Regions from separate parts of the Homo sapiens genome. Here region 2 is linked to region 1. A link is a loop called in an ENCODE intact Hi-C map of the cell type or tissue named here. Cell type or tissue: lower leg skin. All regions are shown on one strand. Each heading gives the region's core, and the rest is flanking DNA. Links, peaks and the distances in the headings are about the cores only.

The links. A loop is a pair of places that touch in the nucleus more often than their neighbours do. Peaks named below come from ENCODE experiments on the same cell type or tissue, not always from the same donor. Only the 100,000 strongest peaks of a DNase experiment are listed, where the experiment ranks them.
Region 2: it touches region 1 in a loop (7-fold over the local background); 2 of 110 quality-filtered maps call a loop at or near these places.

What each region holds. Positions count from the first base shown.
Region 1 is chr2:12,530,864-12,547,442 of GRCh38, forward strand. The region is part of intron 4 of MIR3681HG (MIR3681 host gene); the gene reads left to right. Among named protein-coding and RNA genes, the nearest start is that of TRIB2, 180 kb to the right of the region's middle. In lower leg skin, for the core only: no CTCF peak of the experiment used is centred there; no DNase peak of the experiment used is centred there.
Region 2 is chr2:12,225,398-12,241,976 of GRCh38, forward strand. The region is part of intron 3 of MIR3681HG (MIR3681 host gene); the gene reads left to right. Among named protein-coding and RNA genes, the nearest start is that of MIR3681, 35 kb to the left of the region's middle. In lower leg skin, for the core only: no CTCF peak of the experiment used is centred there; no DNase peak of the experiment used is centred there.

The sequences.
Region 1 (16,579 bases), core at 2,994-10,993:
ATCTTGGCTCACTGCAACCTCCGCCTCCTGGGTTCAAGTGATTCTCCTGCCTCAGCCTCCCAAGTAGCTGGGATAACAGGCACCAGTGCCCACGCCTAGCTAATTGTTGTATTTTTTAGCAGAGATGGGGTTTCACCATATTGGCCAGGCTAGTCTTGAACTCCTAACCTCAGGTAATCCGCCTGCCTCAGCCTCCCAAAGTGCGGGGATTACAGGCATTAGCCACTGTGCCCTGCCGAAAAACTTTTTTTGTGAAAATATGCCAAAGCTATAAAATATTTAAGAATGTATTTCACACAAAAGATATAAGACCTATATAGAAAAATATAAAATTTCTTGAAATGAAAACATGTATACTTTTTGAAAACAATTGTGATATCTTAATGCTCATTTTAACAAAACATACATAAAATTTTCATATAATTCCAATAAGAATTTCATTTTTTCAGTGATGAAGGAAAAAGACAAAGATTTCTATAAAAAGTTCTTAAAATTCCAATGCAATGGGATAATAACACAGAGTAAATAAAACTGTGATATAAGAAATTACTGTGGAAAGATTTGTGCTTTTGATGTATTAAAATAACACAAAGTTTAAACATGTTATTTGGAATATAATAATGTCATTTATGCACTTGAATATAAATGCATAAATAGATCAGTGAAAATAAATAAAATCCAGAATGTGATAATCTAATTTATTTCAGATAAAATTTTAATTGAACTGAAAAATGATTTTCTGTTTAATACATTGTACACGAAACACACTGAAAAGATATTTCAGAAAATACCTTTTAAAAATTAAATTCCAAAAAAATTATAAACTGTTATGAAAAATCAATAAAATAAAGCTCTGTAAGTGTAATCTAAGTGTGGTAAAACATTGTAAAAAAGACCTGAAACCTGAATGCTTAAAAAACAAAATAAGTAATATGACAAAAAATAACATGAAATATGAAAATTGATATACCAAAATTGGGAAAAAATTAAATGGCTATGTCAGACAAAATGATGAATTTCCATAAATGATAAAAAAGAGACAAAAAATATAGTCAAAGAATAAATTAGGCAATCATAGAAGAGAAAGCTCTAATTGTCAATTATTATATTTAAAATCACTCAATTTTCAAAGGTTTTCACATCTCTCATCAGATTTATTCCAAGTATTTCATATTTTTGATGGTATTTTAAATTTCTTGGGCATTTAAAATAATTCAAAAATGAGACTTTTCATCTGAAAAAGTCTTTAAACTTGTAAATCCACATGGATATTAATTTTTAAGACATCAAGATTATAGTGACAGGAAATTTTACATGGTTGGTTTATTACAGATGATTTACTGAGGAATAAAATCCTTAATGTGTAGGTAACACAGGCAAAATTATTCAGCAAAAACATAAATCTTTTTTGTCATACTCACAAAGAGTTGTTGGCTTAGTCTTTCTTTTCCAGTAAATTAAGGAATTCTCCACCAGATCTGCTGAGATACGTAGCATCTCAGTATCCTTGATCTATCCAGATACGTAGTATCCTACTGGATACCTAGGTATCCAGTGGACATGCTGAAGTAACATCCTGGAAACACAAGAAAGTTGACTTTTCTCTCCATTCCAAAATATCTTCCATAAAAGCCTATTGGCAGATGACCCTCAACTTCACTGAGACTCAGTTTCTCATTTGCAAAAAGGGAATGGTAACAACCTGATATGTCTTTTGTGAGGCGTAAGTCGGTGATACAATGTCTGAGTCGTATGGCACTTTAGATGATAAAATACGGAAAACAGTACTTTTCTGCTAGATGCTGGTGAATTTTCTTTTAATAAGACATCCGTGAGAAGGAGAAAACCTCCAAAGCTCATGATGGTTTGGCTACCTACTCAGAGAAACTTGGACATAATCAGTATGAGGAACTAATGAGAACAGGAAAGGCTTACTGTGCTTATATCACGTAACATCTACGTGTCATCAAATCCATTGACAGGGCTTTTTCAGCATAAACTTTGTCAGTCTCTTAATCTTGGCTCTTCTACATCAATTTAATAGGGTTGTCTTAAAAACAAACAAATGACAACAACGAAAAAGCCACAACAGATGGTTTATGAAATTGCAGAAGGCTGGAGCAGAAAGAGAGCCATAGAAACAATCTGACCACATTCATCCATTGTAAATGTCACCTATAGCTTCCCTGTCAGGATTACCAAGGATCTCTGTTGATTACTTCCAGTGATAAGAAGTCACTTATGAGACAGGTCATTTTATTTTAATTATCAGTTAAATAATCATTCAACTGAAATCTCCTTAATTTTCCACTCTATGGAGCTACCTAGAAAGCATCAAATTTTACTTTCTCTTGGCAGTTCCCTTATACTTGAAAACGGAATTAGGGTCCCCATTCAGTTTTCTTTCTTCAGTTAAATGTCTCCTTTTCTTTCAGTGTTATCTCCTCATTTGAAGTAGTTTTCTGGTTTTATAATACTTAACATACTAGTTGCTCTTCTCTGGATAAATTCCAAATTGTCAATTTCACTTTTAAACTTTTATGCTCAGAACTGAGTAGGATATAGCTGCTGTACTCGATGCAGAAAACTCATGCAAAAAGTAGCAGTTTTTCTCCAGTGGTTATGCTCAACTGTTTTAATATACTGCTTTGTCACACAGTCATGCCTGGGGCAGTTCAAGATCCTTCAGATCAAGACCTGGGCTCTTCTAGGAAGTAAAATACAAAGGTTTTACTGCAGAGGATACCTCTGACAGAAGTCTGTCTTTCTCTCCCTCCTTTGTATTTTAAGTTGCATTTTGTAGATAACTAAGTCAAAGCACTATTCAGCCCCTGAATAATAGAAGCAAGCCCTCTAAATAATAGAATGCATTAAATAAGAATTCCAAACATTTTATACATATGACACTTGGAAAGAGTTTTCCTGAAAGTAGCCTGAACTGTTAAAAACCTTGGTTCTAGCCATAATATTGATGATCTGTTTGAACTCCTGAGTCATACAATCTCTCATGTAGGTTAGGCTGCTAATATAATACCTTATGGCATCTAACAATGACAAAAATCATTTTGCAGTTGAGTCAAGCTTAACCATACCATGGGCAGGTAAGTTTTTATTTAAAAAAAATTTCCTACTTGAGTGCCCATCAATTCCTCTCTGCCTGGGTTATATTTGTCTCTTTATATTTTTCAATATAGTTCCCAAGAGAAAATTGATCTTATTTCCAGTTCCTAATGAAAATATGAGATTTTAAAAAACTGTAATGAAAGGTTTCAATTTATAGAGGGTGTGTTCTCTTCCTCAATCTGGAATATCTGCAATACCTTCCCTCAAGTGAAATGTTCAGCTTATTTAGAGGATATCAGGATGGTTTGCTATTTCCTGTGCCTCATGACTGCATACGTATTTGCCATCTGATATTTAATAAAGCCATTCAAGGACCATGACATTTCGTTGGATGGCACAGTAAGGAAAGAAGTCTGATGAGACCCAAACATGCGTGGCAGGAATTGGAGGAAGGTACAAGGAAAGTATCTTTGCTTTTGCATTTGGGAGATTCAAAGAAGCAGGTTTTTTGTTTGTTTCTTAGAAAACAACAAAGTTGTCTCTCCCCCCTACTACACAGAACCACTTTCAGAGAAGACTTTCAAAAGCTTCGACAACAACAAAAAACTAAACTAAAACTAAACAAAGGCTCCCCGGCTACTAGAACAGGGTTTGCTTCATCTTCAAGCTGTTCTTTCACAGCCATGTCCTAGTTATGACAGTGTGGGAAGTCGGAATGACAACCACCAAACCAAACTGGTCTCTGTCTTCACCTTCTCACAGAAAAAAAAAAAAAAAGCCCCATCTTGGAATGTGCTCTGAAGATTTTCTCGTCTCACTGTAGCTAGGAAAGAATTCACCCCAGAGGCTAGAGCAACATGCTTGGCTAAGCTTCCCACAAAACCAAGGACTACTTGCCTTAAAGGTTTTCCTTTCATTGGAATCGCTTATGCATATGTCATCACTGACTCATATCTCATAAACATGATTTACAAAAAAAGCTTGTCAGCTGGGTTTTATTAAATAGTAAATTAAAAAAAAAAACCTGCATCCAGAATATCCAACAAGCTCAACACCCACAAATTCACTGGCTCATCTTCCAGCATCATGTGGTGGTTGATAAGTCTGAAGAACACACACACACCTCATCAGCTCCCATCAAACTCTCTCTGCACCCACGGGAAAAGCTCCACATTCATAGAATTCCTCCCACACATGCCTGCACCCCATCAGCACAAGCAAAGATGAGGATTTACTCTGTGAGTCCAAAGAAAATAAATTGCTCCATTTATACATGACACATGAAAGAAAAAGTCATGCTTATGTCAAGCTAGAAATACACTTTTTAAAAGACAAAATTGTTACTTAAAAAAGGAAAAGTGCTTTGGCTCTGGAATGCCTGGTGGGTGCAATAATTCAATTAAAATTCATTGTTCTGACTCTGGCAAGTATTCATTTGTTCACCAATATTTTAGAGAGATCTATTCTCATTGGTTCTTCGAGTTCATGGAAAGCTTCATGTCATCTTATTGGATTGTCTTGTATTTTAAATGATTACTATATAGGCATCCTGGGAAGATGGAAAGACATTAAAAACCCTAAATCCTAGGCACATCTTCTATCTACTTTACAAAATAGTGTGTATGAAATAATTCAACAGAAGCCAAGGGTATGGAATCCTTAGTAAAACCTGAAATAAGTGAACAAAATTATGCCTTTCAGATTCTGGAAGGCATTTATATACCTTTCCACACCAGTAGTCTGGATTTAAACTGTGATGATAGGAGATCTAGGATTTATAATGAGACCAGTTTAAGTTATTGTGCTCATGATGTATTTTATTAGAGTAGCACTACTGATGACAAACATCTTTTAAAAATGGATAAAGGCAGCAACATGACAGAAGTTTGTTTTCAGCTCATATAAGCCTTAAGAATTGTTTTCTTCATTAGTGCATGACTTTCCTTCCAGTTGTGATTCTGGGACCTAGTCTTCTGTCATACTGTGGCTCTGATATCTTCAATATATGTTTTCCAAAACAAATTATCCAAGGCATCTGGGTGAATCTGAAACTAAAGGAAAGAGCATAGGAAATGACATGTAATCGACTATTGTGGACCACCATGGAAGTAGCACTTGCCACTTCTGTACACATCTCATTGGCCGGGACTCAGTCATGTAACCTCACCTAACTTCAGGGAACATTGAAAATGTCTCCTAGTTGTGTGCTCAGGAGAAAAAGAGAGTGGGTTTGGTAAATAGCAGGCCAATTTTTGCTACTCAAGGAAAAGAAGAAATTCCCATTCTACCATCTTTCCTCTTGTGTGAGAAGGCATGACAAGGACCACAGCTCATCCGCATTGAGTATGTAGCAGACATTTAGGGGAAACTTTCGTCAGTGATTCCAGAGACTGTTTTATTTCAGTTCCTCTCCAGAGAGTTCTCTTAACATGCAGTAAATATCAAAAATGGAGCTTCTGATAATTGTACCATGGGCCAGGGCCTTGGTATTCTGAATAATAATTACTAAGGCATTCTGTTCAATTGGGTTTTAAAGATCAATTGTATCTGAGTTGCCACATCATGGAAGGTCTTTCGATGATTTTTTTCACTGTGAAATCTATGTGCATTTGATCATGTAGACGTCCATTCTTTTGTTTTTCCATTCCTTTCAAAAACTAAATTGAGACAGCTTACAAAATAAAATTCAACAAGTAAATGGTAGACCCAACACCTTGAAAAGGGAATATTATTGGTAGTAAAATTAAATGAAGCTGGGGGTGAGGGTATTACATTTAATGTATATATGCGTCTCTTTAAAAGAGAGGGATAAAGTTGAGGGTTGTAAATAAGCTCATTTAATAGTGGCCAAAGTAAAGAATGCGACCTCAGACATGGGGCCTGTAATTATCTTTCATGCTGCCCTGATGTGCTCTTTCCTTCCAGGGACTCCCACATTTCCCTAAATCCATTAACAACAAGAACAGAATAGAGGGGAAAATGCTTGAAAAGAATATTTAATATGAGTGATGAAATCAAGTGCTAAATTTAAAAAGAAAGGAATGGGATGGGCAATTATTATAGCAAAAAGAGAACAGGAAAAGTGAAAAGCAGAGAAAGAAAACTGGCAATCTAACTCCTTTTTGACTAGAAACAGGACACAAGAAGCAAACTGCTGGTGGTGTGTGTGTGGGGGGTGTTTAAGCAAAGATGTCAGACTCCCAAGATTAAACTAGTGAAGAATGGGAAGGGAGAGGGAGAAGAGGCAAAATGCACAAAACTCCATAAAAGGGAGCCGAGTGTCCATGTATTTGAGTAGATGGATATAAATAGAACATCACAGTATTCGGAATGTTTGTGGAACTTCTTATGATAACAACGAGCGTCCTATTTTTAATAGGATGCTTACCTTCCAAATTCTATCAAAACATAACAGGAAATAAATATTAACCAAAGTACCAAAAGGCATAGTAAACATGGAGTGCATTATTGTATATATCTACAATGAATGTCTTAGTACAAAATGGGAGTTCAACTAAAAAAACAGAAATGGTTCAATAATTTATGGTGCATTTTCTGAATAAAATACTATGTAGCTATTAAAATGAATAACGTGGAAACACCATAGCAACAAGTCTAATTGTTTATTACATAATAGCAATAAAAAAAGAAGGGTCAAGAGGATATGTGTGTTATGATTACAAGTGTGTAAAAAAACCGTGGACAAGAAATAAAAGGAAAGATTGCGAAAAATATTATGTATTGAAGATCATGGAGATAGAATTTTTATTTAAATGGTCTAACTGGAATATTATTATTTCAACAAGAATAAATAGAGACAGAGAGACAAAAATAAATACTGTCCAGCATCTCTTAGTGTTTGACTTAGCAAGGGTGTCTGGAAGTGTTGGGGGGACCAAGTTTGGAGCATTACCATGGATTGAAACTGTTCTCTGCTGAGACTGGGATGAACATGCACAGAAATGCCCTGGCCAGCTCTGCTTATGTCTTTGTCAGCCAGGCTGACACTCCCTTGCTCAAGTTGCAGAGAGGTCCACATGTGGTCAGTGGTCCCAGCAGGATGAGAAGCATCAAGGTCCTCCTTGCCCATCCTTGGCTCTTGTGGCCATTCCTTCAGCTTCTGCCTCAGCTTCTTCTCATGCCAGTATCAATGAAGGAGATAAATTATGTCCTCTGGGCCTCAGTTTCCTCCTGTGTCAACCTAACAGCCTGGGTGAGGATTGAGGGGAGTGCAGTACTCTCTAAAGGAGAAAGTACCATTAGGTACAGATGGGAGCTGCATGCTCCCACCTTGCCACTGTCCTCCTTTTTTTACTTCTCCTCTGTCTCTCTCTCTCTCTCACACACACACACATGCATGCACCAGCATTTATGCACAATCATGCACTCCTTCTGCTCTATATATCCTCAGCTCTGTCATTAGTTAACACAGGTTGCTCCCTCTTGGCTCCAAGAAGGACGTGCTATTATTTCTGCTTGCCAAACTCATCCTTCAAGTTCCACTGACACCTCCTTCATTTTATCGGTCTACTAACCACTTGAAATGAATGGCTTTTTGTTGTTGCCATTTATAGGACAGAATACTTTAGCACTGTGATAAGATTATCTGTCTGGAATTTCAGAAATCCCCATATACCTGGAGAGACTGATTAACTAAGGAGATCTCTGCAATAAAGCGCTGCCACAGGTTGGTCACCATGGGAAGCCCTCTCAATGTTTCAAAGCACTTTGAGCAATATTCATTTTATTATTTAAAATAAAATATTTTTAAAAATATTATTAAATGTATTATTTATTATTAATAGCATCAAAACTCAAGGAGTCAAGTAGAATGGAATGCATTTCTATAATAATTTTATAAATGAGAAATAGGAGGCCCGGATATATTGCAAAACACACTTAAGGTCAATATCTATTCAGTGGCAGAACTGGGAATAGAATTCAGGACTGTCTGGGCCTCAGTCCTAAGCTCCCTGAAGTACACTTGTGTTTCCCTAATGCTGATTATTACGGCTCTACGAGGTAGGAGGTTATGTCTATGTTAGTAGTTCTCAAACTGTAACAAGTATCAGAGTCACCAGCTGGTAGGCCCCACTTCAGACTCTCTGATGAGTTTATGATTCTGCAGATTTGGGGTAGGCTCTGGTCATTGGCATTTCGAACAAGTTTCCCAGGCAATGCTGATACCGCTGATCACTTTGAGAACCACTCATCTCTATAAATCTTTGGAGTTGCTTCATATAAACTATTGGCCAGCCAATTCTACCAATTCCTTCTGCATAAATGACATTTTTAAAAAATGCCATTATTCCAAATTGCAATGGTGCTATACTTTTCCTAGTCAAGTTTCCCAACTTACAAAATGCCTTCGGATATTGTGGTTAATGGAGTGTGTGGTGGGGAAGGAGTTGCCAAATGCATGGGTCTTTGGCCCTCATTAATATTTAGAGTTTCCTGAACCTTAAGAAATGAGGGGCTCAACAGCATGGTAGAGAGACGTGCTGAAACAAACAGAGCCATTCAGGGCGACAGGAACGAGCTATCGTGTACGTTAAATGTTAACTCCCTTTAAAAATAAAATAACACAGAAAGCAATCTTCGCATGGGAAATAGATCACACTAGATTAGGCAAATGTTGTTGTTTCAGGTGGCTAACCTTGTTGCTCCAAACCCAAGCCCGGAGTTAAAAAACAAAACCACGAGCTGGAGGGGCAGCCTAAAGTGCAGTAGTTTAAATGCAGTCCTATTAACAGTAACTTAATACTACGAATTTGGGAAGTTTGGACTTTGGCCCTCTTGCTCAGGAGACCTTAAAAATAAAGATAGCTGCACAGTGAACATGAGCCACCCGCTTGTTTTCCATTAGGTACCTGGTGAGAGATATTTATTTCGCCTGTTGTCTGCTGGATGATTTTTTCCAGGGTCAAAAGTACGATTGTGTGCTGGGTACACAAGTGTGGAGTTAAGTATGCGGGGCCCTAGAACGGGAGCTTGAACAGATGCTCTTGGAACAGTTGTACATAATTCACTCCTCTTGGAATTTGGCTTCCCCAGTACAACCTCAGTCATGTGAAACATTAAGCCAGGGTGGATGGTTGTCAACTGCAGAGCTTATCCACTGTGCTGCTGAAAGCCCAGCAACGGGACACTGTCCTGGTGGACAGGTTGCTATGCTGAGAAAATTATGGCCACCACATACATTGAAGCGAGAGATCTCAGCTCCAAAAAACCCGATAACGTCCTCAAGAGCATGAACAGGGAATAGTTGTCTGGAGAGAGGGGAGAAAGGCACCACAATGATTCAGTTTGACGGTCTAAACAAGAAACAAGCACACCACCACAAAACCTGTGAAAGATGTCTCTTTCACAGACATCAGCATCTACTCATGCTGCACACTGTTCAATTCCCAGGGGTTTTACCCTTGGGCACCTTCATTAAAACACTGAATTATGCTGCCCTCCTCCTGTCCTTTGCATTCCATGAATAAGCCATGCCTCTCTGCTAGTTCAGGCCTGAAATTTATGGAGTACCTTCTATACACCAAGCATTAGATTAGTGAAATCCCACAATGTAATGTCAATGTCAATACCTTTTTTAAAGGTGTTATTAGAATCAATTTACAAATAAGAAAGACTAAATGATTGATAGGTTTAGTCACTTACCCAAGGTGAAATAGGTAGGAAGCATGAAAATCAGAATCAGGGTCATAACTGGTTGCAAAACACCTTGGTAGATATTTTAGGCATTTTTCTCTCTGCCTATGATGTTTTTCCAGTTGTCTGCCAAGGCAACATCATCTTTTCAGTCCTGGTCCCAGTCCAGTGCTATGTCTTCCATGTGGCTTTCCCTGAACCCTTCCTCCGACCAAGCATAGCTACTTACACTTTGTTCTTCTGTCCTCACAGCCTTTGTGTGCACATAGAGTATGTATCACACCTTCTGCAATTATCTACATGTTTATCTTCCTGATTTCATATACCATGCATGCTTAAGGACACTTTGCTTCATTTATCTTTATGTATAAAATGCCTGGTGCTCAATAAATATATGTTGAATGAAACTCAACTATACCTCTAATTATAACACCATTCAGAGTTGGCTTCTAGGTTGGGCACGGTGGCTCACACTTGTAATCCCAGCACTTTGGGAGGCCGAGGAGGGCGGATCACTTGAGGTCAGGAGTTCAAGACCAGCCTGGCCAACGTGGTGAAACCCCGTCTCTATTAAAAGTATAAAAATTAGCCGTGTGTGGTGGTGGGCACCTATAATCCCAGCTACTCAGGAGGCTGAGGCAGGAGAATTGCTTGAACCTGGGAAGCAGAGGTTGCAGTGAGCCGAGATTGCGCCACTGCACTCCAGCCTAGGTGACAGAGTGAGACTCTTTCTCAAAAACAAAAAACAAAGGAAAAAACAGAGATGGCTTCTAATTATATTGCATAAGCAAAATTGTTCCTTAGGCTTAAGTCTAATTGCTTACTGTCCACATAAGGCAGACCCAGAAGCAAATATCACATGGAACCCCTGTTGAGGACCTGAATGCCATAGTTTATGGCCCAAATGCAAAGCAAGAGGCCACAAATTAGGAACTAGCTGAACAAGGATCACTTCAAGGCCTGTCGGGCAGGAGTTGCCATTACAGAGACAACAGCTGGCATTTGTGATGCATGTGGAGATTCCGAGTGTTCTCACTGTGTACCCTGCAAGCCTTACCTTAGGATGCAGATTGTCATAGCTCTCTTTTAAAGATGAAAAAACTGGAGTTCAATGATGAATAAATGATCCGATGTCATGTAGCAAATATGATACAAGAATATGATTTTGAGCCAGGTTTTTACACACCCTAACACTTTTGTATAAGCCAATTCTATCTTGAAGAATAGAGATCAAAGACAATAGGTATGTTTCTAAAACAATGGAAACTAAAAACAACAACAAAAACAAAAACAAGACAGTGTGAATACCTAGTGTACCTAGTGTTAGAAAGTGAGATTCAACCAAGAATTGTGGAAACCCAAACGTCTAGCTTCTTGTCTTGTCTCTCTGCATGCTAGCAGTGTAGCATTGGCCAAAACATTTACCTTCTAGAAGCCTCCATTTTCTTTTCAAACCTCTATTAAATGAAAATCGTCATCTGAGGCCTTCTTTCCTTAGAGAAATATACAATATATGGAGCTGATCCATCTGAAACCTCTTTGTAAACTGTAAAACACTCTAAAAGCCAGAGTGGCAGTTACAGGTGTTTTTACCCCTTGAAGAATGATGAAATGGGTTGGGGCAGTCATGGTTCAATCATTTAACTATAAATTTAAAAATTCCTGCACACAGAGCTTGCTAAGGGAAATACTTTGATTTCTTTGCAGAGTCTCTTTTGTACCTTTAAATTTTATCAAGTACGCAAAGCGCATGATCAGTATTTACAGGCCCTGTCTAAATCTGAGATGAGAAGAAAGTTATGGACATATTGGATGAAATTCAGACGACACGTTCTAGAGGAAAGAGAAGCGGTCTGTTGGCAAAGTGTGTGCCTTGTTGGAATGTGATGTGGGTAGCCCAGTGATCCTAGGCACTCTTTGCCCTCACGTCTGTGGTCTTGAGCTGCCATTGCTCCTTCTTCCCACGTAGAAGAGATGTTCTGCGGGTTTCTGGGGTAGCTAGACCCATGTACACAACCTGTGGATCTCAGAAAACTGCGAACTCTGAGGTCAGGAAACATCCCTTTGCACACTTGGTCTCTGGACTTCCCTCCCACTGGCTCCTGAGTTACCATCACAGAACTTTAGTCTCTTCAGATTACAGGCCACAGACATCCATCAAAGACTGTTGTCTGTTTGTTGCTTAAACAGAGGAGATTGGCCAGAAATTTTGTTTTAAAATCATCCTGGAAACTGTAAGCAAGTTATCTCAGAATGTAAGAGGGCATGAAAAGAAAAGCCATTTATGAAGGTTTAACGACACATTGCACTTTTGAAAAGAGAGGAAGAAATTTATGATGACCCTAAATGTAGAGTGTGGGATAGACAAATGGCTGAACTAGAAAATAGAGAAGGAGGATTAAGTTAGGAGAGGTACTGGAAGAATTTAAAGAATGCAGCAATTTTAGTTATGTTGGGTTTGGGGACCTGTGGCACACACAGATATAAATGTCCATCAGATGATTACATACAGACAGGTGTGGGGTTTTCATGCAGAAGGGTAGATTGGTAATTCACACACACACACACACACACACACACACACAGAGCAGATAATAACTTCTCAATTGCAATTATTCATTCAACCACTAATTTATCAGTTAATAATTTCTTGGAGAATTCTCTTTTCCAGGCACTGTGCTGACTCCTAGGAATGTAGAAATTAATCAGACAGAGCCATCCCTGAGCTGGCAGTGTAGTGGACATTAACAGTTACAACTCCACCTAACACAGACATACATGGGATATCAGAGAGCACAGAAGAGATGTGATGTGGAACTACTGTTTCCCTGAGATGACATTTGAGCTGCATATCAGAATGGGAAGAAATTCACTGGTGGATGTGGGTGGGAACAGTGTTGCAGGAAGAGGAACTGTCTGTGCAAAGGGATACATTTTTTAAAAGCCTCTATGTTCGGACTGGCTTGTTGCCCTAAATAAAAATATCAGCAGAAGGAAAAGCAGCTCTGTCTAGCATGAGTGACAACTTCCTTGGACCAGAAGCAGGCAAGGATCATTCTCTGTCTAAGTGTGGACCGTCCTCAAGGACTGCACTGCCCGCCCCGAGCTCTGCCTCGCTCTGGTCATCTAGCTCTCCTCAGGCTCCCCCAACAACTGATGTGATTCTCATTAAATGCAACGTTAGAGAATCTCACATATACTAAACGATTATCCAGGTGACCAAAATACGCATTTGGGGAGCTTACAGAGAGAGGAAGAAAGAGAAGCAGAAGGCCCTCCCGTCCCAGGGGTCTTCTTGAAGCCGTGATGAAGTGCTGCTCTTTCTGGTTTGCAAATTCAGAATCTCTGTCAATCCTTAGCCTGGGGTTCTCGACCATGCCACAGTGGAAGGTTTGCTGAATCCGTGTTTAGTGTGTGGCAACACATGGCTGGGAATTTTAAAATATTTCAGTGCTGCAGTGATTGAGTAACCTAAAGTGGTTCCACATGGTTGATAAAAGTCTCATCAAGCAGAGAGGTCTGGGCTATTTCTCCTACTCTAGGTTCTTGTACTCTGCAGATTGTTTTTTCTGCTATAGCGCACAATCAGCAACTTCAGAGGATATCATCCATCCAAGGGAGGGAACACAGTATCTGATTTCACTCAGATCAAGTCCAGCAACTTGCCTTTTAAAACAAGAGATGGGCAGCTATTTCGAAGCTTAAGTCTTCCTTTTAACCATCTTCATAAAAAGGAAACCGAGAAACTTTTTTTTTCTCATGTTCATCGAAGCATTATTCACAATAGTCAAGTTATGGAAACAACCTAAGTGTCTGTTGACATCATGAATCTTACTTACTCAGGGTTCTAAGGGGATCTGGCAGTTACACTCAGATTTCATTTTAATTTAAAGAAAATGAATAGAAACAATTGCAAACGCTGCTTGCTGTTATTTTAAATGGACATTTACAAAACACGATCTATTAAATAGACATAATGTGTCTTTTAAAAAAGATAATAAACAAATTAATGGACAGGAAATATACAAACTTGATCACAATATTGGATTAATCACTCTGCTTTTTGAAAGGGTTTCTTTTTTGTCACAATCTACTTATTCTCATATGAGAAAGTATCACTGTTGTATAAATAGGTCCTTGGTTATGAAGAAAAGAGGCCATCTCAGATTACCCACAGAATGAATCTTAGATTGCCCACAGAATGAAGAGTTGGAGGGAAACTCAGTGACCTGTCCCTCTTTTACAGATACTACCCAGTGGTGGAATGAAAAGAACATGAAATTGAAAAGCAGAATCTATCACTGAACAATGGGGGAGATTTTCTTTCAACACATGTGGAATAGGTATTTAAATGGGTCAAGAAGAAATATAGTTGAAGAGGTGAAAGTGGGATAAAGGCAATGATTACTCAAGTTTGTAGATGGTGGTATAAATGACATAAGTTTTGGAATTAAGCCATGTTGGATTTGACTTTCAGCTCTGCCATTAATTAGCTATTTAACACTGGCAAGTTTTATTTTTTGTTTTCTTAATTCCCTGCAGCACAATTTCCCCAGTTGGAATTTGTGGGATTTTTATAAGCATTAAATGAGTGAATATATGCAATTAGTATGATGATTGGCTGATAGTTGGCACTTCGGAGTTGGAGAAACCAATAGCTAACCATCTCTTTGTCAAGGTTCAGAACTGACAGAGAGATAGTCATATGACCCAGAGAGATGAAATTCAAAATACAGTGAGAAAGGCCAAGCTAAAAGATATGACTTAGTTTTGTGGCCACAGTTTGCTTCTCATACTGATTCCTAGAATTAGACAGACACACTCACCTGGTCACTGTCAGTATTGGCCTCTTTGAGCAAGAACACAGCATACCTCTAAAAGTCTATCCTCTCTGCAGGCAGGCAGACTCAGAAAGAAAGGAAAGAGGAGGTGGGGCTCCTCACTCTGCCTAGAATCAACTGTGAGATGCCTCCTTTGAGATGCCTACTGGTGCTGGGTGCTATGGGGGAGAGAGTAGGGCCAGAAGAGGAGGAAATGGTGGGACTTCATTTCTACCTTAGGAGATTTTACAGCCTGGAAAGGGGAGCATCTGCTGTGAGAATCAAGTGAATAATTAATATGAAAGATGCTATTACATTTTAACAAGATACTATCAAATGCTCCATAATATATAGACTAGAATTATTAAATGAAAGTTAATCTTGTATGCAAGAAAACCTTCTGGCTTAACTTTCCCAAAGCCCAGAAGCAAGGATAGATAGGAAGGTGTTGACATGACTCCCTTCTTTGGAGCAGCCGTTCTTTTCTCTTCAACGTGCACTTATACAACGTCTGTTGTTTGCATGTAATGTATTTTAGGTTTTTCGTATTGCAAAGGGTATAAGTTGAAGATTTAAAAAAAAGATATCAGATCAAAAGGAAAGATTTTTAAATTTTGCCTTGGACTCAAATTGTGCTTTAATTTACTTTGACAATAACCCTTTCTTCTTATACTGTCTCCATGTAAAACTATTCAGCAACTTCCCTCTCAGAGTTTAACCAGTTGATAGCTAAGATTTATATCACCAAGGGTGCTAACATTTTAATATATTGAAACAAATATCACATAGAGAAAACTATTTTAAGATGCAATGGTACATGGTTTCAATAAGGTTGTGGTGGTCATAGGTAGCAATAGATAGCAAGATTAGTATTTTTGGTTGGAAAATCCTAATATACTTAACCAAAAGATGGTCTTGCTTTCCCTTCTCCTGAGTCTTGGTCAGCCCAGTAAGCAAACTAATGGGAAAAAAAATGCTCGCTACTATTTTAACTATTGCTCTTAAAATGTACAGTTGTGTAAACAAAGCAAAAAATTGCAGAGAGGAGATATGGTGAAAATAAACATAGTATTATTTTTAGCTAATGTGCGGATATTAAAGACAATAGAATGCAACTTTTTGTATGTGTGTTTTTTGAAAAGTCAGGTCAAACTATCCAATTGAGAGACCAATCGTATGGATGAACATGCTGCCATAGCTCAATACCATGTCTTTAAAATATGCTCACAAAGCACATAGAGCCAGCTTGAGACTACTGCTCTCCTATACTGTAACAAGGATGATAATTTTTGAGTGATTGTTCATAGATTCATCCTTCCATTTCTGGAGACTTATCATTGTGCTATAATTGTGCATGTGAAAGTATTTTGGTTAGGATCATAGTGATAAAAAATAACTTCAAGCAAAACTAAAACAAGTTAATATTTTATAGATTCCGAGTATAAGATAATCTTAGAGTTGATCAGCTTCACCATGATCATGAGCATGAGGCATGCACTGTGTGTGCTGACATGATGTGACAACCAGTGGCAAAGCCTCTGTCTTAGCAACAACACACCTAAGTTTGATTTCTGTCTCCATCAATGACTGCGATGACTTTGGCAAGTTACTTAACTTTTCTGCTATTCAGTTTTTTCGTCTGTCAAACGGCAGCAATAAAACCTAAGCAAAAAACATGAAATACCGATTCAGGGCTATAAAAATGGATGAGAATTGCTGAGAACAGCACCTATTTACAGCAGAACAAACAACAAATGGCCATTTCTTCCATTTATACAGATACAATATAGATGTGAAGAAATGCACACTTGTGAGTGTGTGTGTGTGTATAGATTTCTCTAAATGAAAAATAAACAAAAACTTTTCTAATTGAAAGACCAAATCACAGCTGAATGGCAGTACCCAAAAATCACTGATTCATCAGTTAGCTTTGAACATTATTTTCTAAAGGAAAAAAGCCCAATGTGGAAAATGATTAATACTCAAGCGAAAAACACTGAAAAAAAGAAAAAGAAAAGGTGGAGAAGCTCATGGTTTTATCT
Region 2 (16,579 bases), core at 2,945-10,944, 310 kb before region 1:
GACTTATTCACTACCATAAGAACAGTTTGGGGGAAACCACCCCCATGATTCAATTATCTCCCACTGGGTCCCTCCTATGACAGACACATGGGGATTATGGAAGCTACAACTCAAGATGAGATTTGGGTGGGGACACAGCCAAACCATATCAGTATCTAATTGATCATACTGTCAGAAATATAAAAACTATGATAGTTTTTTCAAAGAGCACCTACTACATTGTCATTCCACCATGTGAAACATTTAATCTCTACATTGTAGTGTTACATTATTTTCCTTTGTCTAACGTAAGCTGTGGTCACTCCACTGCACTGGGTCCTTCGGATGTCCAGGAACAAAGGTGTATTTAACTTCTGTACCACAAAGCAGCTGATTTCAGGCATGTGAACACAACATAGAATTATCCCAAGAAAAAATGATGGTTTTACTAACTTGGTGATAAGAGACTATGACATTCTGAGCCAATACACAGGGCAGAGGAGCACAGAGAGGCAGCATATTCATGGGCAGAGCACTATGACAGGCCTCTAGTGTCAGAAGACTAGGTTTACACTTGGCCACTGATATGGTTAGGCTTTGTGTCCCCACCCAGAATTTTATGTTGAATTATAATCCTCATAATCCCCACAATCCCCATGTGTCAAGGGAGAGACCAGGTGGAGATAACTGAATCATGGGGATGGTTTCCCCTATGTTGCTCTTGTGACAGTGAGTGAGTTCTCATGAGATCTGATGCTTTTATAAGGGGGTCTTCCTTCTTTGCTTGGCCCTTCTCCTTTCTGCCACCTTGTGAAGAGGATACCTTGCTTCCCCTTTACCTTCCACTGTGATTGTAAGTCTCCTGAGTCTTCTCCAGCCGTGCTGAACTGTGGGTCAATTAAACCTCTTTTTGTTATAAATTACCGAGTCTCAGGCAGTTCTTTATAGCACTATGAAAATAGACTAATACAGCCACCTACTGTGCATGACATTTTGCCCCAGATGATTAGCATTTCTGAATCTCAATTATCTCATTAACAAAGAAGTAAAGAATCATATACATGAAAACTCACTGGCATAATACCTTATAATTCATGTAATATCAGTTATTTTTGTATACCAGGTGTGACCAATGTCATTCACATGGGATTTAAATGAGATCTTTTAAATTTTTTTGAATTAAAACCTGTTCATGATCTCATGTGCCAAATTAGTAGAGAGTAAAATACTTGTCTCTTGTGAATTCTTTCTTCCCTAAATTTTCCATGAAACGTATGGGCTTAGTCCAAAGATGTTACTCTTCCCTCTAACTGCCATGTAGTGAGACAACTGATGAAATAGAGCAGGTCTCAAGTTTTCAGCTGCCATGGCTTCTGTTTTGTCCTAGTGTCACTGTATAAAACTGCCTCTGTATTGTCCAGTGCAGCTTTCCCTGTTATTGGAATGTCCAGATCCCTGCTGTATCCACTGCTGGTCTTTGAGAGAGGACAAAAACACTTTCATAACATCAGCCTCAGCCAACTGTACTTGTGCTTGGTATCTGAGATTAATAGTTTCTGCAAACAACCTAAGCCACATGGCTGCAGCATTGGCAGCAACACACCCTGTCAGGACCTACTGTCACATCCTTTTGCCTTTCCTTACCTGATTTTTAAGAATCATGACAAAAGAAATTTTTTTCCAAGGTGAAAAGCTGTTTCTTTTCAGGAAAACAACTGGTGCATTCCAAATCACATACTTTTCAAGAACATTCCATCCAACCAGGAGTTCAGCTGCACCATTATGTATGTAGTCATATTGATGGTGGAAAGAAAATAAAGAGGGACAGATAGGGAGGTATTCTTTTTTGTTTCTTGAGACAGTGTCTTGCTGTGTCATCTAGGCTGGAGTGCAGTGGTGCAATCTTGGCTCACTGCAACCTCCGCCTCCTGGGTTCAAGCAATTCTTGTGCCTCAGCCTCCCAAGAAGCTGGGATTACAGGTGCATGCCACCACACTCAGCTAATTTTTGTATTTTTAGTGGAGATGGAGTTTTGCCATGTTGGCCAGGCTGGTCTCGAACTCCTGGCCTCAAGCAATCCACCCACCTTGGCCTCCCAAAGAGCTTGAAGTACAGGTGTGAACCACCATGTCTAGTCAGATAGGGAGGTATTCTAATTACATTAACAATTTCTCTAGGTTCTTACAGACTACTTGAACTGCGTTTCCATGGGACATTCACAAGTGATTACATCTGAAAATCCCTTAGGGAAATCCCCTTGGTAGGTAGGGTCTGAGACCCATGACACCATCATGTAATACTCTCTTTCTTTTAAGAAGAGTAGAGATTAATGGACCATGGTGGTTATTCTCAGTAAAAGGACCTCAAGGTCTATGTGTACTTTATTGAAAGGTTGCATTTTGAGATGGGCTGGTGAACACGGAATATGATTATAACTTACTACTTAATGCTATCTAGAAACCATGCTAGCTTGATTTTAAGGCTCTTATAAAATTAGAAAAAAAATTATTTTTCTTTGTTTCAAAAAAAATTTTTAGAAAGATATGTTGGTTGTGGGTCCACAATTTCTACTTTGAGTGAATTAATAAAAGGGGCAAGAACGCCTCCATCCCCTTCTCTTTTTCCTGCAACTTAATATTAGGAACTGTAGGGGGAAACACCCTCTATTTTCTACCCATATCCCTAAATGATTCATGTCAGTATTTTGCGTAGTACAAGAATCCTATTTTCAGTGGACTAGAAGTAACAATTCTTGGCATATTACTCACAGTAGACTAACTGCTGTAAAAACAACCTCCAAGTCTCAACAGCTTAACACAAGGCAAGTTTCTATCTCTCTTTCATCATATTGATGAAGGGCAGAAGTCTCTGGAACCCAGGGCATTTTGATTTTACCCTTTTCTAGATGCTGAGATTGAGAGTCTTCTTCATTCGGTTGGCTGATGAGGAGAGAGAGAGAGACAGAGGCAGAGAGACAGAGAGAGAAAGAGAGAGAGAGAGAGAGAGAGAGAGAGAGAGAGATGGGTGACGGGATGATATTTCATGGGCCCTTCCTGCAAAGGAATGAACATCATTTCTACTCATATTCCACTGCCAGCACTTATCCATATTGCCACATGTAAGTGCAAAGGAAGCTGGGATATGCAGCTTTGATATATGGCCAGAAAAAGGAGCACATGGAGATTGATGGGCACTTAAAATCTCTGCCACAGTTCACCAATTTAATCACCAAATACTATATCCATTGCATTTTTCTTCACACTCACCCCTCTCAAGGTGAGACAATATAAATTCTATCAAACTAATTCAACGATATCCAGCTCAAAGTCCAGGATCTCTGGGGTGTATGCAGTTTCCTCCTTCAGATCTTACTCGCACGTCTTGTGGCTTGGCAACCTAAAAACCAGGGGAAAGACATCTGCCCAACCCACACCCAAAGTTTAATAATAGATCAAGGTTAGGATATAATGATTGTTACTTAAAAATGGGAGAAACACATCTAACACTGATGCATAGCATTTGTAAAATCCCACTAAAACAAGCACCATGAAGGTGTTCTACTATGGAAGCAGAGGAAGTTTCTTTCGTGAACCTTGATTCTGCTCTCTGGGAGAAATCCCTTGTCCTTTTATAATCATGGCATTTTAATCTGCTTGTGGGAGTTTCTTTGTTGATTGTTTGTTTCTTCTCCATTGCCTCATGTGAGGTGTTTTAGAATATGCCTTCCTTGAAGGCAGCTTAAGCTTCCTAGCTCTCCTCCTGATAGTGGAATATGGGGGCCCTAAGTTGTTTAACTCTCAAATGGTCAAAGGCATTTATTTATTGTTGATTGATGGACTAGTTGATTCATTGTTTAGGCTTATGATTTCTTTGGCAATCCAATTTCCCCAGATGCTTGGTAGGCAACTCATCTTTTTCCTTACGGTTGCCTCTTTATGACAATAGCTATACATCATTCCTAGAATAATTTTTTAACTTTATGTATACCTTGGCTTTCTGGTCCACTAACCTTTCTCTTTAAACCTAATGGAACTACCCTGAGTCTATCTGTGAGAATGAGCTTTAGTGGAAATCACACTCTTAATTTGATTTTTAACATAGGGCTGTGCTTTAATGGACATTTGTTACTGAAAACACTTTTCCTACCTTTTGTTACTGTTTTAGGTCTAGAAGCTAAAATTTGTACCAAACTTCAAATTCAAAAACTTTATCTCATTCCATTCTTTCATACCAAGCAATTTTGATCCAAACTTAAGATTTTCTTCTAATACCTTGCTAAGTGCAGCCAATAAAATGCAATAGACAACATTGACCTGTTTTCCAATCTAGTCTGGGAGGCATTTGTTCTTCCTTCCCAGTTATCAGTGAAAGAGTTTTAAATTTTTTTCCCCAAATCAAAGGGCTTCTTTAGCCTTCTATTTTCTGATATTGGTTTTCTTGCTGCCTACTACTTAATTGCTAAGTCAATGCCACATACTTTAGTTTTTGTTGCAAGACCGATTTCTCTATTACTTAGTACAGGCTCACTTTTGTAACAAAGAAGTCCAATATCTATGGCTTTACACAAGAAAAGTTTATGTCTTTTCTTGTGCCATAGTCCAATATGGTTATTCTAGTTGATAGACTACTTTAAGTGATTATTTAATTAATAGAAATTTTGATTAGTAGGGAATAGTTGAAGAATAAAATCTTAAATTGATTTTAAGCATTTGGATCTTCTCATTTTTGTCTCAGTGTGGTAACAGCAGGGAGTTAAGAGAGCCCAAAATTTGGCAGGCCAGCAGACCTAGTTGGTGCTCACAAAATGCTTAATCTGTAACCAACATTGCCAATAGAACTTTCCACAATGGTGGGAATTTTCTAGATCTGTATTGTGAAATATGGTAGCTGCTAGCCATATGTAATTAATAAGCACTTGAAATGTGCCTAGTCTAAGGAATTGAATTTTAAATTTTATTTTTTTAATTAATTTAAATTTAAGTGGTCACATGTGTTAGAGAGCACAGAATATCAGTCCAAAATTTTCAGAGGCCAGGGGGCAGAGTCCTGTTTTTTCTTAGAACTTTTCTTGAAATTTTTTAATAGAAAAGAGGTTGTGGGTAAGTGAACAGGGCTGCCTCTTCCCTGCTGTCAATATTAGCTATGGAAAAAAATTGCTCTCATCTGACAGTATACTTCCCATACACAATAGGTTCAGTAAAGCTAACCAATCAAATGCAAACCCTTTCTCTGACTGTGTAAGTTGGTACATATTTGTCCGAGTGTGTTGGATTTGATCTGTTCTACACCAGGGGTGTCCAATCTTTTGGCTTCCCTGGGCCACACTGGAAGAAGAAGAATTGAGAAGTGTCTTGGGCCACACATAAAATACACTGACACTAATGATAGCTGATGAGCCAAAAAATAAAAAAAAAAAAAAGAATCGCAAAAAAAATCTCATAATGTTTTAAGAAAGTTAACGGGTTTGTGTTGGGCCACGTTCAAAGCTGTCCCGGACGCATGTGGCCCACAGGCCATGGGTTGGACAGCTTGTTCTATACTTTCTTCAAAATAAAGCCATCTGAGAGACAGGAGAACTTTGTCTTAATTGAGTGGTACCTCCATGCCACATCCTAGATTTGCATTTCTACTGAAATCACTGTGAAATATACAAAGACAATCCTGCAAGAAAAAGAAACTCACAGACTCCCCCTGAAACCTGCATATAGGTTGGCTTCATAAAAAGCCATTTGGCTGTGTAATGACAGCCCTTTTGTTCCAATGGAGCTTTCCTTCATCTGGCAGTAGATTCAGGATCTTATGTGGGGCACATCAGTCAGAAAGCATCTTCAAGGGTGTCAGAATATTTGTTCAGAAATGAAACTGTCTAGTCTTGTAACAAATGTGGAAAAAAAAAGTTCATTGATTGTGATCCCTGAATAATCCTACGCTCAAGTAATTTCCTGGAGCCTTTCAAAAATATTATCTGTTTGGCATAATAGAGATAAAAATGATGGGCATTGTAGCAATTCTCCTAGAAGCAACAAGAGAATGAGAAACTTGAAACTCTCCCCACTCCTGCTTACCCCACTTAGTAGACTAGTTATAAGTTTCAAAATACAAAGAGATATTTTTAGAATTAGATCTGTACACACATTGTACCCAAGATGGGTTTTGAGTGAACTCCAACACAGAAAAGTCATCTTACAATCTGGAACCATATCACGTGGGGAGATGTGTTAAATAATACTTTTCTTTCCAAAATGATTGTATCTTGTATAATGAGTTTCTTACCTCAAATTCATTTTTTTGTTGTTGTTTAAAAAATCATCTTCAGCTACCACTACCAAGTTTTAACTGTGGTTAGGCAAAGATCACATTTCCATTGTAGATTCCAAATTACTTTGCATTTTGCTCTAATGGACTCTTCAATTAGTACCCTTTTTATTCTGCCCCAGCATTCATACCACTACAATATTTATCGAAGTTTAATTATGTGCAAAGGCCTAACCTAGCACAGATGGCCCGATGAGGTCACTTTGTGCTTTGCTGTTCTTTATCCTCACAGTGACTCTGTAAATGGGCCCATGAAGCCTCTTAGGGTTATGTAATTTTTTTTTTTTTTTTTTTTTTTAAGATGGAGTCTCACTCTGTTGCCCAGGGTGGAGTGCAATGGTACGATCTCGGCTCACTGCAACTTCTGTGTCCTGGGTTCAAACAATTCTCCTGTCTCAGCCTCCCAAGTAGCTGGGACTACAGGCAGGAGCCACCATGACCGGCTAATTTTTGTATTGTTAGTAGAGATGGGATTTCACCAGGTTGTCCAGGCTGGTCTCAAACTCCTGACCTCAAACTCCTGATCTGCCCACCTCAGCCTCCCAAAATGCTGGGATTACAGGTGTGAGCCACCATGCCAGGCCCAGGTTATGTAAATATTTAATTGAGATAATCCACATAATGCATAAATCTTAGAACATAGCAACAAATCAATAAAGAGTAGCAATGGTGTCGTCACCTCTGCCACATTCATCAGCAATCAAGGTGTGTGCCCCATCAGTCAGTGGCCAAGACAGGGCTCCACATGTCCCGCATCTGCTCATACCCAAGAGCGAACTTTCCTCGACTTCCTGCTTCATCCTCCATGGTCTTTGTTGAAACAAAACTTGAACCAACAGTTCAACAATAAACCAGAGTATTTTACTTTGTTTTCTTCTTTCCCTAGATAACTTTTTATTATCTTCAGAGACTAGGGCTCTGTCGTCAATAAATATTTTTCAGACAAGGGGAAGAAGAACACTAGGTGAAACACAAAACCTTAGGAGAAAGGTTACCACATTTATTTTGATGCCAATCCCACTGAAAGTTAAAGTCAAAGCATCTGTTAACCAGATCTGATGACACCTTTGGCATCTGCAATCAAACACCGAGAAGAACTGTGGTGACGTGAGTTTTAAGTTCAGAAGGGGAATCTACATAGAAAGAAGAAACAACGGGAAGAAGTATTCCAACTCTAAGCCCCCACTAGGTACTGCTTTTAGAATTGTGCATTTTCAAAATATTTAGAGTTTAGTGTAGATATTTAATTATTCCTTTTCTTTTAATCCATAGAATTTCGAGGTAGAAATTTTAGTGTCTGGAAGGCAGCCTGTGGCCGGGTCCTAGTCCAACTTAAGCACTTATTTGTTTTATTTGTAGTATGTCACTTCTCACATCTGTGAATCTGTTTCTAAATCTGAGGATTGCAGATGATGAAATACACTGTTATTTCTGGAAGACTGATTAATGAATCTTTTGTGAAAGCAATTTAAAAATGCAATACAAATGTATGCCATTTTTCAGAGATTGTTTTCCTATAGCATACCATAAAATAATTCACTATTGTTGTTTGTAAGGTGAGATTTAAAGACAAGGGCACGTTCATTCCGTTTGTCACCTTTGCCTTTGGTACACAAGAGGATACCATTAGTGGAACGACCAGATTGGGTGATTATAACTTCAGATGTGAGTTATTCAACTTTTAAATGAGTGCTCTGCAGGCCAGCCTGACTCCTCAGTCCTCTCCACATTACAGAAGTCAGTGGCCCAGAAGACTTGGCTGATTCCACTGTCGCACAAGATGATGATATAAACTCCTTATTGTTCCTGTGAGTGAGATCCATTGATATCTTGGGTATCTTTGGAGATGATGCCTTTGAATTCTTGTGGAGCATCCCCAAGTTTATATTCATTCAGATGCTTTTTAAAATTAGAGGAAAAATTCTATATTTTAAAAAGGAACAAGAATATGTATAAGTTTTATGAAAAACTACAAAACATCAAACAACAAAGGGTAGGGACAATATCTGCCACACAGATGACGGAAAAAAATGTTGTTTTTCTGTTACACAGAGCTCCTGGAGATTGATGAAAAAGAGACAAATAGGAAGATGGACAAAGTACTTCACAATTTATAGGAGAGAAAATGAGAATGACCAGCATACATATAACATTTCATTCATTCTCCCTACTAGTCAGATAAATATAAATTAAAGAAAAAATGTGCTATTTTTAACCCTCAGACTGACAAAAATATAAAAAGGATGAATAGGGCTGGGCACTTTTATACTGGTGAGAATGGAAATTGCCGTATCTCCTTTAAAAAAAGACTATGTACTAAAATTAAAAATACAAAAATACTTTGACACAGAAATCTCCATTTTGGGAGTTTAATAGCAGCTAAAAAGGGGAGTGAGAATGAAAATGAATGGAGAGTGGATTATTATCTTGGAACATTTTTGCATTCTGTTGCTTGATAGAATAAACAAGTAATACCCATGTGATTTAAATCCATATGTATATGTGTGTGTGGAAGAGAGGTATGTGTATGTGTGTCTGTGTGTGTGTGTGTGTGTGTGTGTGTGTGTGTGTGTTTATGATCAGAACAAGTATGCCACAATGTGTACGTCCTCAAAACGTTAGGGCAAACCTAGTTTGCTTCATAGGTATTTATTCAGTAGGAGTTCAGAATAAGGTAAGTTATAGTTTTTCCCATTATCTGGTGGACAGATCATATATTGTGTCAGCTCAGTTCTAAATGTTGGAGGATGACGTAGATATTCACAAACTAAAGAAATTCCAGAAAGGGGAAAACAAGATGAAGAAGGACTGGAAATCATATCTCCTATGCAAAGGTGTGATTGATTACCCAGTGATCTAAATCAATAGTTTCCTTTCCTTTACTCCTCACCCCTCTGCAGGGAGGTAGGCATCAGGCCTTGTGATCCCATGTCTTATTCATCAAATCCATGGGCGATTTTTCTTATCTGGGTTGTTTATAGCATTTGATAATATTAATAAAGACTTCCTTCTTTTTTCATTTATAAACTTTACTTTTTAAATATTACGTGCTAATGTGCTTATAATGAAAAGCATTAGTCCCTTTCTTTACTAACCCTAAATTCTACTGTACCAGAGATAATTTTTAAAAGCGATTTCCGATTTCAGTTTTTCTGATGTTCACCTCCATATTTCTTATTCTTGAGTTAGCAGCTTTTTGCATACTTCAATGACTTGGTCCTAGGAAAGCTGAAAATATCACTTATACTATGCTGTGTTCAGTTCTTTTCCAAATTTTTTTCTAGTGTGTTTTTTTTTGTGAAACAAATACTGCTAATTGTTCCCAAACATCATCACAGCAGAATCTAGATCTATTTTTTTTTTTTTTTTAGATTTTAGATTTGGGCTGGGCACAGTGGCTCATGCCTATAAATACTAGTACCTTGGGAGGACAAGGAGGGAGGGATTGCTTGACAGAGCTCAAGACCAGATTGGGAAACATAGGGAGATTTAGTCTTTACATAAAATAAAAAATCATTAGCTGGGAACAGTGGCACATGCCTGTAGTACCAGCTACTTGAAAGGTTGAGGCAGGAGGATTGCTTGAGTCTGGGAGATCAAGGCTGCAATGAGCCATAATTGCACCACTGCACTCCAGCCTGTGTGACAGAGTGAGACCCTTTCTCAAAAATAAATAAATAAAATAAAACACAATTTAGATTTATAGAATAAGTACATTCCCCAGCTTTCCTTGTAACTAGATGTGGCCACGTGACCAAGATTTGGCCAATAACATTAAGAATCAAAGCTGTGTGTCAGCTTCTAGGGACTTTAAAAAATCACTTTATGTGGAGTGTGGGTTCTTGTTGTATCCTTTCCTTCTTTCTGCTGGTTGGAATGCAGACATGATTGCTGAAGTTCAAGTGGCTATTTTGGACAATAAAGTAAACTTGTGAGAGATGACTCCCGCAGCAAAGAAACAAAACGAGATAAATCTAAGTCCCTGAGGACTTTGTAAATTAGACTTGCCAGGCCTGTTCTGGACTTCTTTCTGCCAGGTTTTTACATGAAAGAGAAATAAGTTTTTATTTTGCATAAGCCACTGCTATCTGGGGTCTTTGCTGCTTGCAGATAAGTTTAATTTTAACTAGTACATTTGGTTGCCTTTATAACTTTAAATCATCCACTTAAATTTCTATTTTATGATCTTGCAGATTTGAGTACCTCTGAAGATAAAGCTTTTGAATGCTTGTGAAAGCACCCAAGTTTTTATTCACTCAAATGCTTGTCAAAGTATATACTTTGATTTAAAAATAAGCAGAAAACTTTATCGATACATTCTTTGAGAAAATGTAAAAAACCAAAATATAATTGACCAGTATTTACAACACAAAATTAAAAAGCAAAAAAGAGACAGGTATCTCTTGGCTTACCACTGAATTTCCACAAAAGGCCACAAAAGTGTCTCTGTATCTCCCTCCCTCTCTCTCTCTCCTTATTCTCTTGCACTTCCCAGGCTCTATCAACTTTAGATGACACTTATACTCTGATTTGTAACAATTAGTCGTCCAGGTTTTGTTCACTTTTTTCTAAAAACTAAAAATGAATAAGCAGCATTTACGTCATTATGACTGTGAAATAGGATTCACTGCAAAGCCACGAACTGTGCTGACTTCATTTCTTTTTCTATGGATCTGATGTTAAGATTTGTGTGACTTTAAAGCAAGTGTTTCTACTGTTCAGGGTAAAGGGATTCCTTTTACTTATGGTTAATAAATGTCTTAAAATCATGCTACATTTTAGTTTGCTTCATATTTGGGTCATGGCTTTCTATATTTTTGTTGCTGTTAATGCTTTGTTTTTCCTAGACTATTTAATTGATTCTTTTTTATTTCTTGATGGGAGAAGAGATATGTGCTTTCTTCACTGTGCCACTAAATCACTATCTTATCTAGCTTCTTAGTCATTCTATTTATTCTTTGGATTCTATTTCATCTTCATCTTGAAGACATTCTTCTTGGAGCCCATTCATTTTCTGTTCTAACTTTGGTTGCCTTCCAAGCTTACAGCGCAATTAACTTCCTGGGATTTAGTTTGCTGAACTCCTGAGTTATCTCATCATTTTTTCCATCATATGTTTTCTTTGCTTTATTTTTCACCTTCATTTGGATGGTATATGAACTCAAGTAATTCACTCAGAAAAGGCAACTAAAGAATAAACAGTCCTGATCTAAAATGTCTGAAAATAACCATACTTTGTCATTATAATTTGCTGTTAGTATAGTTGGCTTTAGATTGTGACCATGGAAATGATTGTCTGCTAGAACTTTAAAGGTCATTTCCTCTTTGCAGAAAGAATGGCTGGGAAAATTAGACCTTTATGTTCTCTTTTTGGTGATCCCCAGTCCCTGAGCCACATGGGATAAGTCCTGCCCAATTCAATTTCTCTGCCCACCACAGGCCCCCAGGTTTTCTACATCCCAAGTTGATCACACCCATTTATTAACAACCTTTCAGATTTCTATATGCCTTCAAAGACCTATTTGAAACCCAGAAATCATTTGGTTTATTTGGATGTACCAGCATATATCTAACATAATCAAATATTCATTGATTTAAGAAGTAAAACTCTTAGTTTGTGGGAAGCATATCATTTCTTGCAACTCCAAGGCCTCCAATGCATACTGTATAGTGTATTATCTTTAGTCTTAGCTCATTGGCTTTATGTGTACTGTGATCTTATACCACCTATGAAACCTTATTTAGAGTCAAAAATTTTAAGAGGTTGAATAACATACTGGGCCTAGATAACATCTCCATTTTTCTGATTGACATTCAATTTCTAATAAGCACTTCCACTAGATATTGCGCTACTCTTTTATCTTTGCCTAACAATCATAGAATCTAATCTAATATGTATCTATACATTTGAATTGTGTTTAGCTTGAAAACACATATAGCAAGAACTATTGCATTTTGTAAAAACTCATGGGTGTTCTGATACCAAGAAAATTGGCTAAGGTAGGGGAAGTCCCATTTTATAAATTTTTTACTTTTGTAGAAAAATATCAATGCAGAATAGTGTTACAAATGTGGATTTTTGGAATAAAACTGTTAAACTGAATGCCCGTTTTATGTCTTACTAGCTTTGTGATCTAAGGCTAGTTCCTTACATCTAACATCTCAGTGGCTCAGTCTTCACATCTTTAAAGAGTGCTAAATAATATACCTGCCATTTAGGACTGTTGCAAAGATATATGAGATGATATCTACAAAGATCTAGAATCGTGTCTGGAATGTAGAAAAGTCTCAATAAATAGTATTATTATTGTTGGTGTTTTTGGAGGGTTCCAATAAAAAGCAGTCTTCTCTTACTCTCTCGTTCTAAATTTAATGGCAAATAAGGCAAGGTGTTGTCAGACAGAGACCAAAACGTCACTATGTTGATCACTATAGCCTAAGATCGCAAATGTACTTTCTGAAAGTAAATATCAAAATTAGTGGGTCTCATCTATCTTTAGACAAGCCACAATAGACCAGTGAGTTTATCAAGGTCTCGATTCCAGTAACAAAGAAATATGTGCCTTTGAGTTTCCTTGTTCCCAAGATAAAGAGGAAAATGGAAAAACATTAATGTCTCTTTTCAGTTTTCAAACACCAATCTGATAGCTCAACTGCCTTTTCCTGGGACAGAGTGAGCAGAAGAATGGAGATGCCAGGAGTGATAAGGTGACAAAGACCATCAACTCCTTGGCCTAACCTTAAGCTGGCTCCTCTGAGCCTTCCTTGCAGAATCCAGTTTTAGCAGGAATCATGCTGTGTCTGTCTAGTGAAAATCTTCCATCCTTGTTGTCTAACTACCTTTGATAGCTGATCAGATTTTTTATTTTCCTTTCTGGGCATGCTATCATCCAGGCCTGCCTTCAACAATAATCCTGTCAAGCCTGTTTTGGCCAAATTCCCCTGACCGCTGATATTTTCTCTTAGATTTCCATTCACTATAGCCCATCCAGCTCCTTGGCTGTAAGTCTTCAACTGTCCTTTTGGTACTGGGAATTGAGCCCAGTCTCTCTCCCCGACTGCAAGGCACGCTTACAGGGGTTCCTATACCTATCACAATAGTTACTACTTGATTAAAGTCTTCCTTAATGTCTTTAACAACTGTCATTAATATTTCTTTCCTTTGGCAAAGGTAATGAACTTCCTCCACATGGAAGGAAACATCTAGACTGGGGAAGAATCATCTCCCCAAACATATAATTAAAACAGTGACTACGTTCTCTGGGTCTCAGCTCACACTTGAACTAGATCTATAATGTTCTATATAGGCTTATCAATGTAGATCTATATTCTGTTCAAAGATAGGAAGAATGATTTTCGAGGGAAATCTGAAAGAAAAACGCTTTGCTCTTCTATGCCACATGCACAAAGATGAACACAAGAAACTTGATTGCAAGGAAGTGATGAAGGGGCTCAAAAACATTTTATAATGTCTTCACATGACTAAACAACTACTGAACAAAGAAAACATTACAATGAATACTTTAAATCAATAAAACATTAACCAAGACGGTTATTTTAAGTTATATTAAAATAAATTGAATAGCAATGGGTCTCATTCAGCATGGCCAAATTGGAAAAACAAATTAATTATTGGTTTAAGGTGCAATAGATACTAATTATTGTTCTGAATGGATTTTAAAATATTTTCTAATTATTTTTAAAAATTATAGTGCACACATTTGCATTTGTAAGCCAAAATAATTTTCAAGTCAAATTTTGGAGTGTCTCCCTTGTCTTCCTTCATCAATTTCAGGCAATCACAGAAATTAATTCAAAACTCTTCACTTGTAGTTCAAGGTTACCAACTCAAAAAGTAATATTAATATTGCTTTTATGCTCAGAAACGTGTAAGAAAATAAAGTTGCTTCATGTTATGAAATAGATACACATCACTTCATCTTTTAAAATAGGTTCAAATTAGCAATAATTATAAAGTGTTAAAATTAGCGTTTTTCTATACATGGATGGTTAAAGGGAAATTTTTTAAGGAAGTATATTTAGAAAAGATTGTTTTATCTACTAGAAGAGTGGGGCATAAGTTCAAGACTGGAAGAACTGTCGTTCCAAAAAGTGTAGTGATGACAAAGTAAGGAAACAGTACAGGCTGTTGTCACATACCTCTTACTACCTTTGGCAATTCAAGCAATACTTCTCTGCTGCATATATTTCTGTAGTTTATGACCCTTGAATCAAATGAAACCTACCGTGCTTTCCTGGTGTTGGTTAACTGGCCTAGAAGTTAGTGAAGAGCTACCAGAAAAAGCATGAGGGAAGTCAAAACATCAAAAATGATGTGGCAGTAACCATCCATGTCGGATAGTAGCAACCAAACCCATGTCAATGATAAATCCTGTCTTCTTGGAGGCAAAGATGTTGGGAAAAAAGAGAAGGTGGGTTTCATGAGTCAGTTAACAGTCTGAGTACAGCTGAATTACATTTTTCTATGAGGTCTCTGAGTTTGGGGCAACCGCGTGGCTGTTGAGGTGACTGCTTCCAATACAGCTTCTCATTTTCCTTTATTCTGATAATTAAGTTATCATGGAAGGTAACTTAGGGTTCTTGTATCTTTATGTTCTAAAATAGGCTGACATATTCATATTGCTGAGTGCTGTTGCAGTATTTTTCTTATGTGATCTTTCAGCAGCATTTGGCAGAGTTGACCATCCCCTTCTTGAGAAACTTCCTTTTCTTGGCAAGCCCCTTTGCAAACTACAGTAGTTTTCTCTCTACATGTGCTCTTCTTAAAGAAACTCATCTACTCCCATTGCTGAAACTACCATGTTTTTGCAGATGACAACCAAATAAGTACTTCCCATTTTTTCTGAACCCTGGACCACAACTCAAATAGCTTATTTGTTCCACAGACTTCACCAGCTCAACATGAACTGGTCTGAAATGATCACTTTTCCCCACAGTCTATTCTTTCTCCTTTTTACCCCAATTCAAAGATTAATTCTGGAATTCCTTCTCCATGTTCCTTCTCTTTCCTCTGTGTCGTATTAGAAAATCATGGGCAATATTTTCCCAAGTTTCGTTAGGCCCCAGTTATAATAATTATCTGCAATTTTGAATGACTCATTTTAAAAGTAAGGATCTGCATAATTCAACTATTAAAGTATTCATATTTTTAATAACAATTGAAATAATTATTTCTATCATGTAAAAATATATAAAGAATATGGCCATGTACCAGCTTAAGACATAGTTTAACTGAAGTGCCGCATGGTTTCTCCCTTCATTGCATTCCCTGCTCTCGAATCCCACACCAAATGTAATCAATAACCTGGATTAGGCATTTATTATTCAGATTAATTTCCATTAACTTTTATGAATGTATGTCTGTATCGCTAATAAAATATCTGGTATTATTTTGGACAGTTGATATAAATGGCTGCATACTAAATGTGTTCTTTTGTAACTTGATTTTTTAATGCTCAGCTTTTCCTTTGTGCAATGTATTTGTATGTGTGTGTATACACATTTCTTTGTGTAACATGCAGTTAACCCTTAAACAATGTGAGGATTAGGAGTACCAACTCCCCTGGGCAGGTGAAAATTTGCATATAATATTTAACTCCCCCAAAACTTAATTACTAATAGTGTACTGTTGATCAGAAGCCTTATTGATAATATAGGTGGCCAATTAGCACATACTTTGTATGTTATATGTATTATATACTGTATTTTTACAATAATGTAAGTGATAGAAAAGAAAATGTTATTAAGACAATCATAAGGAAAAGAAAATATATTTACTACTTATTAAGTGGAAATGGATCATCATAAAGGTCTTCATTCTCATTGTCTTCATGTTGAGTAGTCTGAGGAGGAGGAGGAAGAGGGATTGGTCTTGCTGTCTCAGAGGTGGCAGAGCAGAAGAAAATCTGCGTATAAATGGACTTGAAAGTTTACATCTGAGTTGTTCATGGGTGAACTGTACATGTTTATGTAAGTTAGCGTAGATAATATTAGCTATAGTTGCTTTATTTTCATTAACTGGTAATAGTTCATTAAATGAAAATAGTTCTGTTTCCTTGTTCATCTTTGGATGTAAACATATATAATTTCTGACTTTGGGTTATTAAAATCAATGCTGACCTAAACAATCAGGTACACATCTTTTTGTGCATATGTTTACTACTCTTTCTAGGGTATATGTGCCTATAAGGAAAGGGCAAGATTTTAGAATAACAGATATTTGAATGTATTAGTTATTACAGTTTCTCTTCAACTTATACTCTTA